2 separate regions of the Homo sapiens genome follow, and region 1 is linked to region 2. Evidence: chromatin loops called from intact Hi-C (ENCODE). Cell type or tissue: GM12878. All regions are shown on one strand.

Evidence for each region. A loop is a pair of places that touch in the nucleus more often than their neighbours do. Peaks named below come from ENCODE experiments on the same cell type or tissue, not always from the same donor. Only the 100,000 strongest peaks of a DNase experiment are listed, where the experiment ranks them.
Region 1: a loop joins it to region 2, with 3.0 times the contacts of the local background. A loop is called at or near these places in 2 of 110 quality-filtered maps.

The regions. Positions count from the first base shown.
Region 1 is chr1:67,210,613-67,218,612 of GRCh38, reverse strand. The region is part of intron 6 of IL23R (interleukin 23 receptor); the gene reads right to left. Among named protein-coding and RNA genes, the nearest start is that of IL23R, 48 kb to the right of the region's middle. RefSeq lists an enhancer at 3,109-3,248. In GM12878, CTCF peaks have their summits at 4,064 (motif pointing left), 5,257 and 6,792 (motif pointing right); DNase peaks (open chromatin) are centred at 3,582, 3,782 and 4,074; H3K4me3 peaks cover 792 bases; H3K27ac peaks cover 1,997 bases.
Region 2 is chr1:67,335,922-67,343,921 of GRCh38, reverse strand. IL12RB2 (interleukin 12 receptor subunit beta 2) reads right to left here. Exons shown (of 17, transcript NM_001374259.2): 9 at 5,219-5,298. Among named protein-coding and RNA genes, the nearest start is that of IL12RB2, 32 kb to the right of the region's middle. RefSeq lists enhancers at 1,494-1,583, 1,724-1,813, 4,937-5,016. In GM12878, no CTCF peak of the experiment used is centred here; DNase peaks (open chromatin) are centred at 1,391, 4,091 and 5,091; H3K4me3 peaks cover 1,127 bases; H3K27ac peaks cover 6,194 bases.

The DNA of each region.
Region 1 (8,000 bases), 130 kb after region 2:
AATATATTCTTAATTTTGGAATATACTCTTTTAATGGGGTGGAGAAATGGTAGCTGATAGCAATTGTCTGAATTCCCCTCTCCCCTGCAGCTGGATATTTAGATCAATAATTCTTCCTGAATGATGAAATAATTTTACTCGCTAATGGTGACTTTTAGAAAAAAATACCTATAAGCTAAGCTGTAAGTTGGTCCTCATTGCAGGTTATTGCAGATTCTACAAGGCCCAATAATACATACATATATATATATATACACACACACACACACACACACACACACACACATATGCATATATGTGTATATATGTATATATGTATATGTATGTATATATATATATATGTGTATGTGTCAGAGAAAAATTAAAATATTAAGAAAGTTGAACTGAGAAATCCAATGGAGGATAAAGAAAATAGCTGAGGGATAAACACAAAAATCCTTTTTTCCCTGGAGCACTACACCCTGCTATAAAACGTAATGAAAAATGAGCCCCAAACAAGCTGTTTCAGTTGGCAGAAAGAAACCAAGGCATTTGTACAGCATCTTCAGTATGTTCTAGTAACTGATTTACTGGAAAAAGTGAAGCATGATTGAAAGGCAGACATAAAATATGTCAATATGTCTAGAAATGCATTTATGCAACAACTAGGTGAAAGCAGTTATCAGATACTCATGAAAGAGAAAGTTACAACGATTGAGATTAAAAAAAAAAAAGAATGAGGTATCAACCTCATTCAGGGATGCTTCCATTTAAAACCCAACCTTAACATTAATCCTTAAAACTTGCAATGCACTGAAAATGTAAAATTCATGAAAATATTTGTTTGGGGGATGTCATCTGCCCTAGAATAGTTTTGTCTATTGAGACATGGCTTATGGAAACTCTGAATGATATTTTTCAAACTCTGCATGAAAGATATCTTTCAGAGTTTCCATAAGCCATGTCTCTATTCATGGCCCTGGAAATTTTCTGCAATGTTAATATAACTGGAGAGTGTCTGAGGTCTCCTGGGATCTAGAGAAATTTTACTTACTGTGCCAAAGATTTGACTCTCAAATGCACTCTGCTTCATATTAGTGTCTCTTGTAAGGAAGTTGTTAGTCTCCAATATGTTTGCTGCCATTACATTTATAGATAAGTCCTCTTAAAGGAAAGAAATACCGTAAAGTACAGCCAGAATTCCAAAATAGTAAGAAGAACGTTATGGAACTGTTATCAGTTGTTTAAACCATGAGGCAAACCAGGTGGCTGCTTAGGGCCCTGCAAGTACAACATGATACCTCAGGATGATATCTTTGGAGGCTAAAATGAACATTGAAAGAGCTGGACTTAATTGAGTGCCTCTGTAAATAGTATAATTTCAAGAGTGCAAGAAATTTTGAAGTAAGTCCATTTCTACTTAGAGCCTCAACTCTGAAGGTTAGGGGTCATTGAAACGTAATATTCTTCAGTTTGAGATCTCTCTTTTCTTATGTTAAATATAAGTTCCTGGGAACATCCTTGGGTGGAGGGAAGAAAAAATCTCCAACCTAGTTAGAGTTCTATAATTCCTACCTTCCCCAACTATCAGTATGGGGCATGGCACTGGATGAGAGGGTCCTTGGTAACCCACCAGTGTCTAAACCCTTGGTTTCTCCCTTTACCCTACAACCTCCTCCCCTTTCTGCCCAAGTAATTTTTATCTAGTGTTTGGTAGAGGAGGGAAATGGGGTGGTGATGGGGAAACTTATTTGTGACTAATCATACATTTTTCCACATTTTCTGTCTTATACCAACCTTCAGACTTGGAAATGCCGAAGCCAAGGATTTGTCTTTGCTATCTGTATGCTGTTCTATCAGCCCTTTCAAGAAAAGAATAAATACTTGGTTTTGTGCAGCCTAAGTTAAGAATGGTTTTCTCACTTTTAAATGGTTGAAAGAAATTTTTTTTAAAAAAAGACTATTTCATGATGTATGGAAATTATGTGAAATTCAAATTTCAGTGTCCAAAAATGAAATTTTAATTGGAACAGACTATGCCCATTCATTTACATAATTGTCTGTGACTGCTTTCACGCTACAAACACAGAGTTGAGTAGTTGAGACAGAAATCTTATGTTCTGCAAAGCCTAAAATGTTTACCATTTGGCCCTTGAATAAAAAGTTTGCTGAGACCCTGGTGTAGCTTAATTAGAGAAATGAGTCACCAATAATCCACTTACTTGAACACATAGCTGAGATTTCCCTGCCTCTGTCACTAAAGTTGGACACCATTAGACAAATAATAATAATAATAGTAATAGCTAATGTTTCAAAATATTATCCACATGAACTTGACATTATAAAAATCAATGGAGATGCAAAAAATGATCATGGCACATCTCTGCCTTCCATGAGTTCACAGTTAAAGAGTAGAGAAATAGAAGTGTAAACAGGCAAGTATATACAATGTGGCAAATGCCCTGAAACAGAGTATACGGAAGTAGGTGTGGATTGCCGTTCGCAACTGGGAGCTCAATTTTTGACATGAATTTGAGGGGCCTAGGAGACAGCCCATAAAGATACAAACAAATAGTTAGAAATATAGGTCTGACTTTCATGAGAGTTGGGAGGGCTCCAGTTTCTAGCCTACATACAGGTGTAGCTGAGGCCTTGGGAATAGGTGAAAGGAGTAAGAAAGAGAGGAGACAGTGAGATGGTAGGTATGAAGGGAATGTCAATGTTTAGGGAATTGGCAGAAAAAATAATTTACAAAGGAAAGGGCATCCAGAAATATTGATAGAAGACTAACACATTCTTGAAATGGGAAAACCAAGAGGAGAGACATTTTCAGGACAAGGTGGTCAACAGTGTCAAATGCTAGAGTAGGATGAAGACTGCCAAGGTTCTTGGTCTTTATTGTTTGGAAAGATGCTACCATCTTCCTCTCCTCACACGAACTGGTTCCAGCAGCAGGTGGAGAGCCTTGATGACATTTTGAGGTGGATTGCAATAATGCCCAGGTAATTTCCCAGCCCCATATCCTGGCCCTTTACCATGTAGCTTTGAACGTTCTCCCATTCTGGCTCTGGTTTGTCCATGTAGCTTGCTTTGAGCCAACAGACATTGGTAAGCCTGATATAAGCAGAGGATTGAAAGACACTGGAAAGATTGGGCCTTAGGTACTCTTGCCCTCTGCCATCACCATAAGGACATGCCCAGGCTAGCCTGTTGATGGCAGAAAGAGGACCAGGAGACATGTAGAGGAGAGCTCATGCAAAGACATAGGAGTGAGCCAGCTGAGCTGCAAACACATGCCCAATTCCAGCAAAGCTCACCTTAGACCAGCTGGACCCCACTGACATTGAGAAATAAATGTTTATTGTTATATGTCCCTTCAGCTTTTGTGGCAGTTTGTTACACATTATTGTGTAGCAGGACGAGCCGCAGACAAAACCTCTCAGACACCGAGTTATAGAAGGAAGGGCTTTATTCAGCTGGGAGCATCGGCAATCTACCGCCTTAAAATCCGAGCTCCCCGAATGCACAATTTCTGTCCTTTTAAAGGGCTCACAACACTACAGATTTCACATGAAAGGGTCGTGATTGATTTGAGCAAGCAGGCGGTACGTGACAGAGGCTGCATGCACCAGTGGTCAGAGAGAAACAAAACAGGGCAGGGAGTTTCACAATGTTCTTCTATACAATGTCTGGAATCTATGAATAACATCGCTTTCTAAGTTATGAGTTGATTTTTAACTACTGGGTTTTGGCCAGGCAGGCCCAGTCCTGGTTTCGGGCCTGGTGCTGGGTTGCCTGTCTTTGCTTTTACTTCCTTGTTGTTTTTTCTTAAAACAGGTACTGAGTATAAAAAAATATAAAACAATATGAGAGGGTCTCTCTCTTCCCTCAATCGTAGCAGTAGATAGCCGATATACCAATCCCTCTTATTTCATGTAAATAGGAGTATGTAATAGACTAGAAAAATGTTTAGAAAATAGAAAGGAATTATATTACCAGTGTCTCTGAATAAGTTTTCAGAAACCAACTGTTTTCTGGTTGAAACTCTCATTCTCTGCTCCCCCTGGTGGTGCTACATAGGCCATCTTGGTAACAGGTACATTTGAGCTCACTTTTCAAAACCTTCTCTTTGTCAGAAGTGGCAAATGGAACTGAAAGAATATTTGTTATCTCATATGGTCTTCATAACAATCCTTTGTGACAGGTAGTATTAGCTCCATTATATAAATAGGGAAACAGAGTTTGAAAGAGGTCAAGCCAGATTTTTTTGAACTTATACCATCAGTAACTGAGTGCCTCTCACAGACTCTACATCACTTTAAAGACCACATAAATATTTAGAAAATGAAAAGACAGGTCTCAAACCAACTTTGAAAAGCTAGTTATATTTTGTAATCAAGATTACATAGTAGGTGGTTTTTCTCTGAGATGTTTATTTTCTTTCTTTTTATAGAGATGGGGGTCTCACTGTATTGCCCCGGCTGCAGTGCAGTGGCTATCCCTGGTGGGATCATAGTGCATTACAGCCTCAAAACCCTGGCTCAAGTGATCTTCCTGCCTCAGTCTCTCAGGTAGCTGAATATAGGCTTGTATCACCCCTCCCAGCTGAGATTTATTTTCTTCTTGCTATCTCTGAGCCTTTACTAAAATCTGTATATATTCCAACCTGGTCTAAGCTAGACTTCTAGGGAATTCAGAAGGGAGAGAGGTAAATGAGGTGGGAGCAAGATGTTTGTAAATGTTCTCCCAGAGGCAGCTGTGTCTCCAGAGACAAAATCTGAAGCTTTGACCTGGAACCATCTTTCAAGAGATAACTAGAGTCATGTGTCACTTAACGACAGGGATACATTCTGAGAAATGCATCATTAAGCGATTTCATCATTGTACGAACATCATAGATTGTAATTACACAAACCTGGGTGGTATAGCCTACTACACACCTAGGCTATATGGTATAGCCTGTTGCTTCTAGGCTACAAACCTATAAAGCATGTTACTGTACTGAATCCTGCAGGCAATTGTAATATAAATCACTAGGTGACAGAAATTTTTCAGCTGCATGATAAGTTTATGGGACCACCATCATATATGCCATCCATCATTGCCTGAAACATGGACTGCTGCGTGGCACATATTCTCCTTGCCTCGTCAGCCTAATTCCCTTAGATACTTCACAGTCTGTATGTACCTTAGCTAAAGGGGCTGAAAAGCACCCTCAATACTGTGACTTTCAGTTGGATTCCTTTGCTCTACTATCCCTGCTGCATGGCTCCCCTAGAGGCTAGAGAGTAACATTACTAGCTAGCATTTAGTGAACAATTACACTATTCCAGGCTTGTAGCTAACTTCTTACATCATTGGATCCCCTTTCCCACAACAAACACATGATATAAGGGCTTATCTTATCCCCATGTTATGTATGGGAATAACGAGGCACAGAGAAGATAAGAAACATGCTCAAGATTGCATGACTAGGCCGGGCGCAGTGGCTCGCACCTGTAATCTCAGCATTTTGGGAGGCCGAGATGGGCAGATCACTTGGGATCAGCCTGGCCAACGTGGTGAAACCCCATCTCTACTAAAAATACAAAAAGAAGCCAGACGTGGTGCCCGATGCCTGTAATCCCAGCTACTAGGGAGGCTGAGTCAGGAGAATCGCTTGAACCCGGGAAGCAGAGGTTGCAGTGAGCCAAGATCACGCCACTGCACTCCAGCCTGGGCAACACAGTGAGACTCTGTCTAAAAAGAAAAAAAAAGAAAAAGAAAGATTGCATGACTTAGCCAGGAGCAGTGGCTCGTGCCTGTAATACCAGCACTTTGGGAGGCTGAGGCGGGATGGTTGCTTGAGCTCAGCAGTTAGAGACCTTGACACTAGCCTGGGCAACATGACACAACCCTGTCTCTACAGAAAAATTTTTAAAATTTAGCTGGGCATGGTGGCACTCTCCTGTGGTCAGCTACTTGGGAGACTGAGGCAGGAGGATTGCTTGAGTCCAGGAGGTCAAGGCTGCAGTGAGCTGAGATTGCGCCACTGCGCTCCAGCCTGGGCAGTAGAGCAAGACCCTGTCTCAAAAGGAAAAAAAAAAAAAAGATTGCATGACTAGAAAGTAGCAGAGCCAGGCTTTGAACTCTAGAGCCTGTGCTCTTGGCCACAAGGCTTTCCTGTCGCTTTGAAGTAAACCCCCCACCTCCAGCAATATCTAATGGAGGCAATGCCACCACGGAGCTAAAGTGGTAGAAGAGACCTGTAATCTTTGGTATCCTCCCACTCCTCTTGACTCTGACTTTCCTGTCTTCCTACAGACATGCAGAGACAACACTTCATGCATGACCCAGATGAAATTGACAGTAGCAAATGTAAACAAAGCTTCATTCTGGCTACAGTGACTTGGCTTGAGTGATCTGGATAGAAATGGTAATTCACTTTTTCTGTGTTAGTGGTTGTGTTTAAAGGAAACGTGGTAGATTGACTGAGGGAGTCATGAGTTTAAAAAAACTTTCTGAAAAAAATAATGGTGGAGGAGACAGAAGTGGCTTTGGATTGAAACCTGTCTTTTCATTTTCTAAATATTTATTTGGTCTTTAAAGTGATGTAGAGTCTGTGAGAGGCACTTAGTTACTGACGGTATAAGTTCAAAAAAATCTGGCTTGACTTCTTTCAAACTCTATTTCCCTATTTATATAATGGAGCTAATACTACCTATCACAAAGGATTGTTATGAAGAGCATATGAGATAACAAATATTCTTTCTACTCTATTTGCCACTTCTGATAAAGAGAAGGTTTTGAAAAGTGAGCTCAAATGTACCTGTTACCAAGATGGCCTATGTAGCACCACCAGGGGGAGCAGAGAATAAGAGTTTCAACCAGAAAACAGTTGGCTTCTGAAAACTTATTCAGAGACACTGATAATATAATTCCTTTCTATTTTCTAAACACTTTTTCTAGTCTATTACATACTCCTATTTGCATGAAGTAAGAGGATTTGGTATCCTTTTTTTTTTTTTCCTCTGGAGACAGAGTCACTCTGTCACCCAGGCTGGAGTGCAGTGGCTCCATCTTGGCTCATTGCAACCTCCACCTCCCAGATTCAAGCGATTCTCTTGCCTCAGCCTTCTGAGTAGCTGGGATTACAGGCACACACCACCAGGCTTGGCTAAATTTTTTGTATTTTCAGTAGAGACGGGGTTTTGCCATGATGGCCAGTCTGGTCTTCAATCCCTGAGCTCAGGTGATCCGCCTGCCTTGGCCTCCCAAAGTGCTGGGATTACAGGCATGAGCCACTGCACCCAGCCTAAGAAACTCAGTATTCTTTAATATCATTCTATGACTGTGATACTATACAAGGACCCCAGGTGTCTTATTAGGATAAAACCCCATTAATTCAGAATCTAGGACTTGAGAATTGTATTTGTGTTGTTTTGAAATTTAATCTAAATTCTGCATATGCAAAAGGAATTCAGCAGGATCTTCACTTGATTATCAATCAAATGATGCAGAACGTGGATCCCATTTAAGTGTATGCAAACAACCATAAAGTTCACATTTATGATTTGAGTGAACAAAGGTAAACAAGTTGACGTAAGGAATTTACTTTTAATGAGTAATTTTTAGGGTATATAATAAAATTAGTATAGTTTTGCCCCCATCTTCTTGATACTTTTAAGATATATTACTCTATAGCAAAACCGATACTCAGAATCAGTCTTAAACAGCAAAAGGATTTGGAATCATGCTTAGCACCAAAGAAAAATTAAGTTATGTTTAATGTATTTTAGTGTTAAATACATATCACTTTATTTAACGCGCTGAAAACTGGTAATTTCACAGCTGATACATAACTGTTAATTAAGAAAAGCCAGGCCAGGTGCTGTGGCTCATGCTTGTAATCCTAGCACTTTGGGAGGCTGACGAGAAAGCCAGGGGGAGGATTATTTGAGGCTAGTTCAAGACCGGCCTGGGCAACATGGCAAGAATCTACAAAAAAATAAAAATAAAAATAAATTAGCCAGGCATAGTGA
Region 2 (8,000 bases):
AGAGGAGCTTTCATATGTTTGTTTGAGCAAATGAATGAGCTTAACATGAATATTTCTCTTCCAGACTCATGGCCTCAAACAAATTTCAAAAGTTTGTGATTTGCTATGATCAAGATAATGAGAGGATGCTAAAGAAATTAAGAGAGGAAACTAGAACGGTTGATGTGGCTTTACCTGGTTCTCATATCTTTTTCATATATATATGAAAGGTGGTTTTCTTCTTAAAAGATACATGCTGTTTTAACTAGAAAAGAAGTATATTGGAATCATGGATTGAGATACTTAATTAAGGAAAGAATACAATATAAAACAGTACAGAAGGAGAAGAGAAAGGAAGTTTGAGGGAGAGGATTGCTAAAAGCCCCCTTTTGTAAAGGGGCCTAATCCAACCCTGGGGCTATTCGTAATCAAGCAACATTTTTTACTTTTATTGCATTTGTGGTTTTAACAATACCCAGGTGTTTTTCTTTCATTTCATAGATTAGGCTGTACTTTTTGGCTTCAACATTGAAAGTATTTTTCCTCTTAAAAATAGCTATGGGCCAGGTGTGGTAGCTCACACCTGTAGTCCCAGCATTTTGGGAGGTTGAGGTGGGCAGATCACTTGAACCCAGGAGTCTGTGACCAGCCTGGGCAACATGGTGAAACCCTGTCTCTGTGACAAAAATTAGCTGGGCGTGGTGATGGATGCCTGTAGTCTCAGCTACTTGGGAGGCTGAGGTGGGAGGATCACTTGAGCACAGGAGGTGAAGGCTGCAGTGAGCTGAGATTGTGCCACCACACTTCAGCCTGGGGGACAGAATGAGACCCTGTCTCTGTGACAAACAAAAATTAGCTGGGCGTGGTGATGGATGCCTGTAGTCTCAGCTACTTGGGAGGCTGAGGTGGGAGGATCACTTGAGCACAGGAGGTGAAGGCTGCAGTGAGCTGAGATTGTGCCACCACACTTCAGCCTGGGGGACAGAATGAGACCCTGTCTCTGTGACAAACAAAAATTAGCTGGGCGTGGTGATGGATGCCTGTAGTCTCAGCTACTTGGGAGGCTGAGGTGGGAGGATCACTTGAGCATAGGAGGTGAAGGCTGCAGTGAGCTGAGATTGTGCCACCACACTTCAGCCTGGGGGACAGAATGACACCCTGTCTCAAAAAAAAAAAAAAAAGGTGTGATTTTAAAAAGTAGTACAAGATATTTTTGAGGAAATGGTACTTTCAAGAGAAACTAAGTCATGGGAAAAGGAGTGACAAGCCATAACAAAGCAAAGGTCTCCTTCACCAACATCCTCACATCCTCACACACTGACACATGCACCCATTCATACATACACACACACTCACATACCTACATATTCACACCCTACTCACATCCCCACACTCCCACGCCTTCCACACACTCACATCCTTACACTCACATACATTCACACCCACACTCACACACATACTCCCACCCCAACCCCCAGGGGCTGCACCCAATCAGCACGGAGTTGTTCTCCTCTATTGTAAACATCCTACAAAAGTGAAAGGTCATCTCACATTTCCCCATATGCAAGAGAAAAGTGCTCTCACTTTATTCACAGGCAAATGGGGTTTTACTTGGTGCTTCCTTTGATGCCAAGGCATGAGATTTCCTTCTTTGCAGTGGTGGGCGTTTCTTGCATTTGGTTTCCCAGAGTTGCTCAAAGGAAAAAAACAAAAACAAAAAAAAACAAAAAAAACCCAAAAAACAAAAAACCCCACCACACACGCCCTTGCTCCCTTTCCCCAGTGAGGTATGACTTGGGCCCTGTCACAAAGCGATCTGGCTGCAGAGTTTTCCTTCTAGCCTGACACTTAGATAACTCCCTTGTACCACAGCATTCCCTTGAATTCCCAAGCCTGCCTGAGAGTGGCATGAGGAATCCCTATTAGAGGCTGGGATAAGAGTGGACTCAAATCACCTGAAATCCCCTCACTGGAAAATCACCTCTTGAAACCTCAGTTTCCATGTTTTAAACTGTGGGGTGAGACTACATGACAGTTAAATCCCTTTGGCTCTAGAGGTCTATAACTCTGTGGTTCTGTGGTCCAAAGCAGGACTGCTCAGTAACTCTGGTCAGTGTTTCCATTCCCACCCTCAGTTGAGTGGCCTGTTTGGGGCCATTAAAGAAGCCCAGGTTTGACAGAAAAGGACTTAATCCTGTGACAATATAGGACTGCATCCAACTTTCCTTGGGGAGCCTCTTAGACTAGAGAGTCACTGAAGGTTTTGAGGTTGGCTTTTGATGACTACCATCTGACATCAAGTTATAGAAGCTTCTAGTGCTTACCTTTTTGCTTTCTCTTTCTTTCCTTCCTTTCTTTTCTTTCTTTCTTTCTTTCTTTCTTTCTTTCTTTCTTTCTTTCTTTCTTTCTTTCTCTTTCTTTTTTCTTTCCTTCTTTCTTCTTTCTCTTTCTCTATTTTCTCTTTCTCCTTCCTTCCCTCCTTCCCTCCCTCTCTTCCATCCTTCCTTCCTTCCTTCCTTCCCTTCCTTCTTTGTCTTGCTCTGTCACCCAGGCTGGAGTACTATGGCACGATCTCAGCTCACTGCAACCTCTGCCTCCCGGGTTCAAGGGATTCTCCTGCTTCAGTCTCCCAAGTAGCTGAGATTACAGGTGGGCATCACCACACCCAGCTGATTTTTTTGTATTTTGGTAGAGACAGGGTTTCACCATGTCTGCCAGGATGGTCTCAAACTCCTGGACTTCAGTGATCTGCCCACCTCGACCTCCCCAGGTGCTGGGATTAGGGATTATGGGATTATTACTGGCGTAAGCCACTGTGCCTTGCCCTTTTTGGTTTCTTCTAAGCCAGTTCCAACCCCAAGCATCCTTCTTGGGCCCACAATTCTGGCTACACAAAAGGAAACATTTTCTAAACAATAAGAGATGTTCAACCATGGCATGGGCAGACTACAAAGTGAGATTCTCCCTGTCCCAGAATATCCCCACTGAGACATCTGTCTGTCCTGGCAGGAGTAGGAGCCATGTTTATAATGAAAGGAAGGCTGAACTAGAAGAGCTTTGAAGTCCCTCCAAATTCCAAGACCTCATTATAGAACCTAAGCCTTGTGAAGATAGAAATAAAATCAGGGCAGCAGAGAAGAAATCACATACTCACATTTACCAAGCATCACTCATGGCCAACACATACTTATTTTGACTTCACTCTGGTGCTGGTTTCAGAGAACCAAGATGATGTCCACTATAAACTCTGTTTGTTACAGTGAAAAGCACGCAGGCATGGAGCTTTCACTGTCAGGATAAACACGCATCATGCAGCACTGCTGAATTTTACACTGGTGGCCCTTGTGATTTTTACATTTGTGTCCTCTCATTTGCTGATCCCCACAATGGTCTTGTCAGCTTTGCAGATACCTGTATCATTACCCTCATTCTACTGAGAGAAACCCTTGAGTTGAGAGGCGTGGAATAGATTAACACGTAGCATATCTTTCCAGATCACTGTTGAGGACATTTTTGGAGGAGAAACCTTTACATGAGAGGAGGAATTTTGGTTTTAACCAGTCACTTGCTCGTGAAAAGGAAATAATTAGGCTGGGTTCTTCTATAATATTCACAAATTATGGCTGTTCTAAATGTCCTGCTTTGAGAATTGTCTTGCTATTGAAAGTAGATTCATTTTAAAATAAATTTTGAGCTGCAGTGTTAGTTTCAAAGTGAAGAGCCTGATCATGATTCACCAGGCTATTTATAGTAGTCTCTTCTTATACCAGACGTTTTATGTGTGTGTGAGAGAGACAGGGAGGAGAAAGAAGAAGAAATCACTCATTTCTTAAAACTGAAGAAGTGTGCAATGATCAAAACCCATCATGTGAACCCCATCAGAGGACTTTATAATTGTTATTCTTACTCTTCTGGTTTTGTGCTCATTCAGATTCATAATTCCAAAACTTTCTATCCTCAACTGGAAGAGGTGTAGTGAAGAGGATGTGAGTCCTGAGAAATAAAGAGTGCAGTTCACCAGGAAACCTCTTATGAGCATGCCAATCAGTAGCTCAATTCGAATCGCACAGCATTTTCCTTCAACAAAGATGAGTCACGATGCAGCAGTTCTGGATAAGGTTTCAGTCTCAGGTCTGTGCTCAGTAGCTGGGTGACTTTGGGCAAGAACTTCCTCTCTTTCCTCTCTCTGATACTCGTTTTTTCATTCACTCATTCATTCGTTTTCTCATTCACTGGTAAGTGGGCGTACCAGTACTTACCTCAGGGGATTTTTGTGAGGATTAAATAAAATGGTAATGCCAGCTTTCAGTGCTTTGTGAAACTTTCGCATTCTATGATAATGTCAGGCTTCACTGTTTTCTGGAAAGTTGTCTAATTTACTACTGTTTTATTACCATTCCTGAGGAAGGGCTGCTTTCTATTCCTGTTTGTATGATTTTCTTTTTTTTTTTTTTTTGAAACGTAGTCTCACTCTGTCACCCAAGCTCGAGTGCAGTGGCATGATCTTGGCTCACTGCAACCCCTGCCTCCCGGGTTCAAGTGATTCTCGTGCCTCAGCCTCCCCAGTAGCTGGGATTACAGGCGCATGCCACCATGCCCGGCTAATTTTTGTATTTTCAGTAGAGACGGGGTTTCACCATGCTGGCCAGGCTGGTCTCTAACCCCTGACCTCAAGTGATCCGCCTGCCTTGGCCTCCCAAAGTGCTGGGATTACAGGCGTGAGCCACTGCACCTGGCCTGTTTGTATTATTTTCTACCACTATTACTATTCCTAAAGTAGAGCAGCTTTCTTTCCTCCTTCTCCCTCTTCAATGACTTAACAAACATTATTAAATATCCACATCCACAGCTTTTTCATCTTTTGTTTCCCAAAGAGTGAATAAGTGAAGTGACATGGTTACTGCTGGGCATATTTATGTAGGAGAGGTGGGGGTGGGCAGAAAGGGGACAACAGTCAGAAGAGATGAAGTAGTTGGGGTCAGAGGGTGGAAATGCCAGGGATGGAAAAAGACCTTGATCTTATAGGAAGTGGGATTGAAACGATGTGACTGTGTGGAAGAAGGAACTCAGCTCTCACCCCTATCCACCAAAGGCACATGACACTGTGGTGTGTCATGAATGTGAGAAAATGAGCTCTAGCAAAATCATTGAAGCTTCATATAAAAGCCACTATGCAAATAGGTCTTTTTCTGCCTTCAGTTTTATTCCCTTGAGTTTTAAGTTGACGCTTAAAACTCACCTTCCAGAAAAGAGAAATCTGTTGTCTACTGTAGTCAATGTGCCGTTTCATGTACCAGACATCTAACATCCCAGTAGGCTCTGTTTCAAAGGAGAAAAAAAGACATATTTTCATATATTTACTACTTTGAAAGTTAACTGGTCATTCAGTAAACAATTCTGGAAGAGTAGAATTAGAGGATAACTTCAATTATTTGTGTGTGTCCCAGTATTTTTTCTTTTTCTTGTTTAACAATGAACATATATATCTTTGGCCAAAAAGTCAGAAAAACAAGGTTACCTTAAAAACAAATTTAAAAAAAAATGATGAGGAATTTGTTTCTTAACTTACTTTTTTTTTTTTTTTTTTTTTTTTTTTTTTTTTTTTTGAGACAGGATCTTGCTCTGTTGCCTCGGCTGGAATGCAGTGATGCAGTGGCACGATCTCAGCTCACTGCAACCTCCACCTCCCAGGCTCAAGCAATCCTCCTGCCTCAGCCTCCCACATAGCTGGGACTACAGGTGCGTACCACCACGCCTGGCTAATTTCTGTATTTTTTATACAGACAGGCTTTCATCATGTTGCCCCGGCTGGTCTTGAACTCCTGAGCTCAAGAGATCCACCCACCTTGGCCTCCCAAAGTGCCGGGATTACATAGGCATGAGCCACTGCACCCGGCCTTAACTTACTCTTAAAACATGTGTTATTAAAATAACCCAAGGAAAGTACATGTGGCTTTAGCACCATAAGACAGAGCAAAAAAATAAAAATAAAGTATATGTGGTTCTTTTCTTTTCTTTTCTTTTCTTTTTTTTTTTTTTTTACTAGAATGCAGAAAGAATTCTCAACAGAGAAGATACAACTCATATAGAAAAACACTTTTTGGTCTTGTAAAAATACACTAATATAAATGACAAACCTTGTGTTCATCTCCATTCCTAGACTTATCATGGTATAGTACAATTATTTGGTGTGTGATCATTAGACAATGATGTACTTAAAGGGAAGTCCTATCTCATTTAATATGCCACATACCCAGCGCAGCACTTAGAATATAATAGGCTCCTAATAATTGTTAAGTAATGAATGAACAAATCATGTGATATTATCTATTTAATGCCAAAACACAGGCTGAACTGATTAAATAAATAACCACCAATCTGTAAGACAATGGTCAAATATGGCCCAACTTAATTTCAACCAAACATACTTGCAAAGAGACTAAATAATCAACTCCTGTATGTGTAAGTGTGAGTGTGTGTGTGCATGAGTTCATGCTCACGTGAGTGAGTGAAGTCATTTTGTTTCCTCTACCATCAAGTCACTTAGATTTGTTTTGATTTACAGCCAGGAGTGGAACCAGCAGAAACAACTCCTGAAAACAGGCTTCAGCTGCACCAAGCTAATTTCCTCAACAGTGAAACTTAGAGTGTATTTGAGGGGAGGCTGCGCTGGGGTTTTTTCCTAGGTTAGAAAGTTCCATCTAACCAGATGGAAATTTCTAGAAAATTAAGTCCCACCACCTGGATAACAGGAGATAAGAGAAGAGCAAAAGAGAAAGAAAGGGAGCGTAAGTACCCACATGTAGAGGGCAGGTGCTGTGTGGGCCCATCCACAGCTCCATCTCCCCTCCTCCTGCAGTAGTCAGTGTGAGCTTCAGAGCCAGGTCTGCGGGGTAAGCCCAGCTCTGTGACTTTGAACAAATGCTAACCACATCCTTCGGCTAGCTCCCTCATCTGTCAGATGAGGGTGATAATTCCACATATCACACAGGGTGGAGTGGGAATTTCAGTGGAGCGTGCTGACACATGGTGAGTGCTCAGCAAGTGTAGCTCTTGCTGTTTCCCGCATTTGAAAACTGAAGTGCTGAAAGGTTAAGGAACTTGCTTAAGGTCCCAGAACTAATCATCAGAGATGCCAGGCTTTGAACACAAATCCGTTTTATCCCAGAGCCCATAGCCTTGGCTCTGCACCGTGCAGGTGCCTGGCTCTGAGAAAGCTAATGGTTTCTCTGCGATACTTCCATCCCCCATCAGTTGGGCCTTCTTTTTGTTCTATCCTCTCCTTCATTACTTCCTTTTCCTGCCTTTCTTGCTCTACTTTCTTTTTTGTTTTTTTCTAAACATTCACTTCTTTTCTTTTCTCTCCTTTGCAGTAGTATTTACCTTTGCAGTGAGGACTTAGAGGTAAGCAACACTTATGTAAAACATTTTGAAAATGCTCTTAATTCTCCAGGAATATGAAGAGTGGCCCAGGAATCAAACCTGGGACTTCTATCTGCTAGCTTAGATGCAAAAAGAAAAAAAGCACAGGCAACAAAGGAAAGGGGATATGACGTTCACTAACCACCTACTGTCAGGTGGTGTCCGGACACTATATACATCATCTCGTTTAACCCTCACACAACGCAAGGGTGCATATGATTACATCTGCTTTACAGCTGAGGACAAGGAGGCTGGCAAAAGTTAAATGATTTACAAAAGACCTGGGTCTGGTAAATGGCAAAGCTGAGGACTGGACCCAGGTCTTGCTTTCCCCGAAGACCCTGCTTTTCCCATTACAGTTCACTACATTGACCAAGACCTGACTACTCCACAAACTAGATAATCCAGACATTTGTAAAATCAGGGTTTGGAAACCCGGGTGTGCTCAGTGTCAAAGCCAGTTGACTTGTACCACAGCAGTACATGTCTTCAGTTAATTACATATTGGTAAGAAATCTAAAGGGGACACTCACTGACTCATTAAAAATCCACAACCTAACAGATTATTACAGAGCTAAGAATCAAATTCTAGAATTATA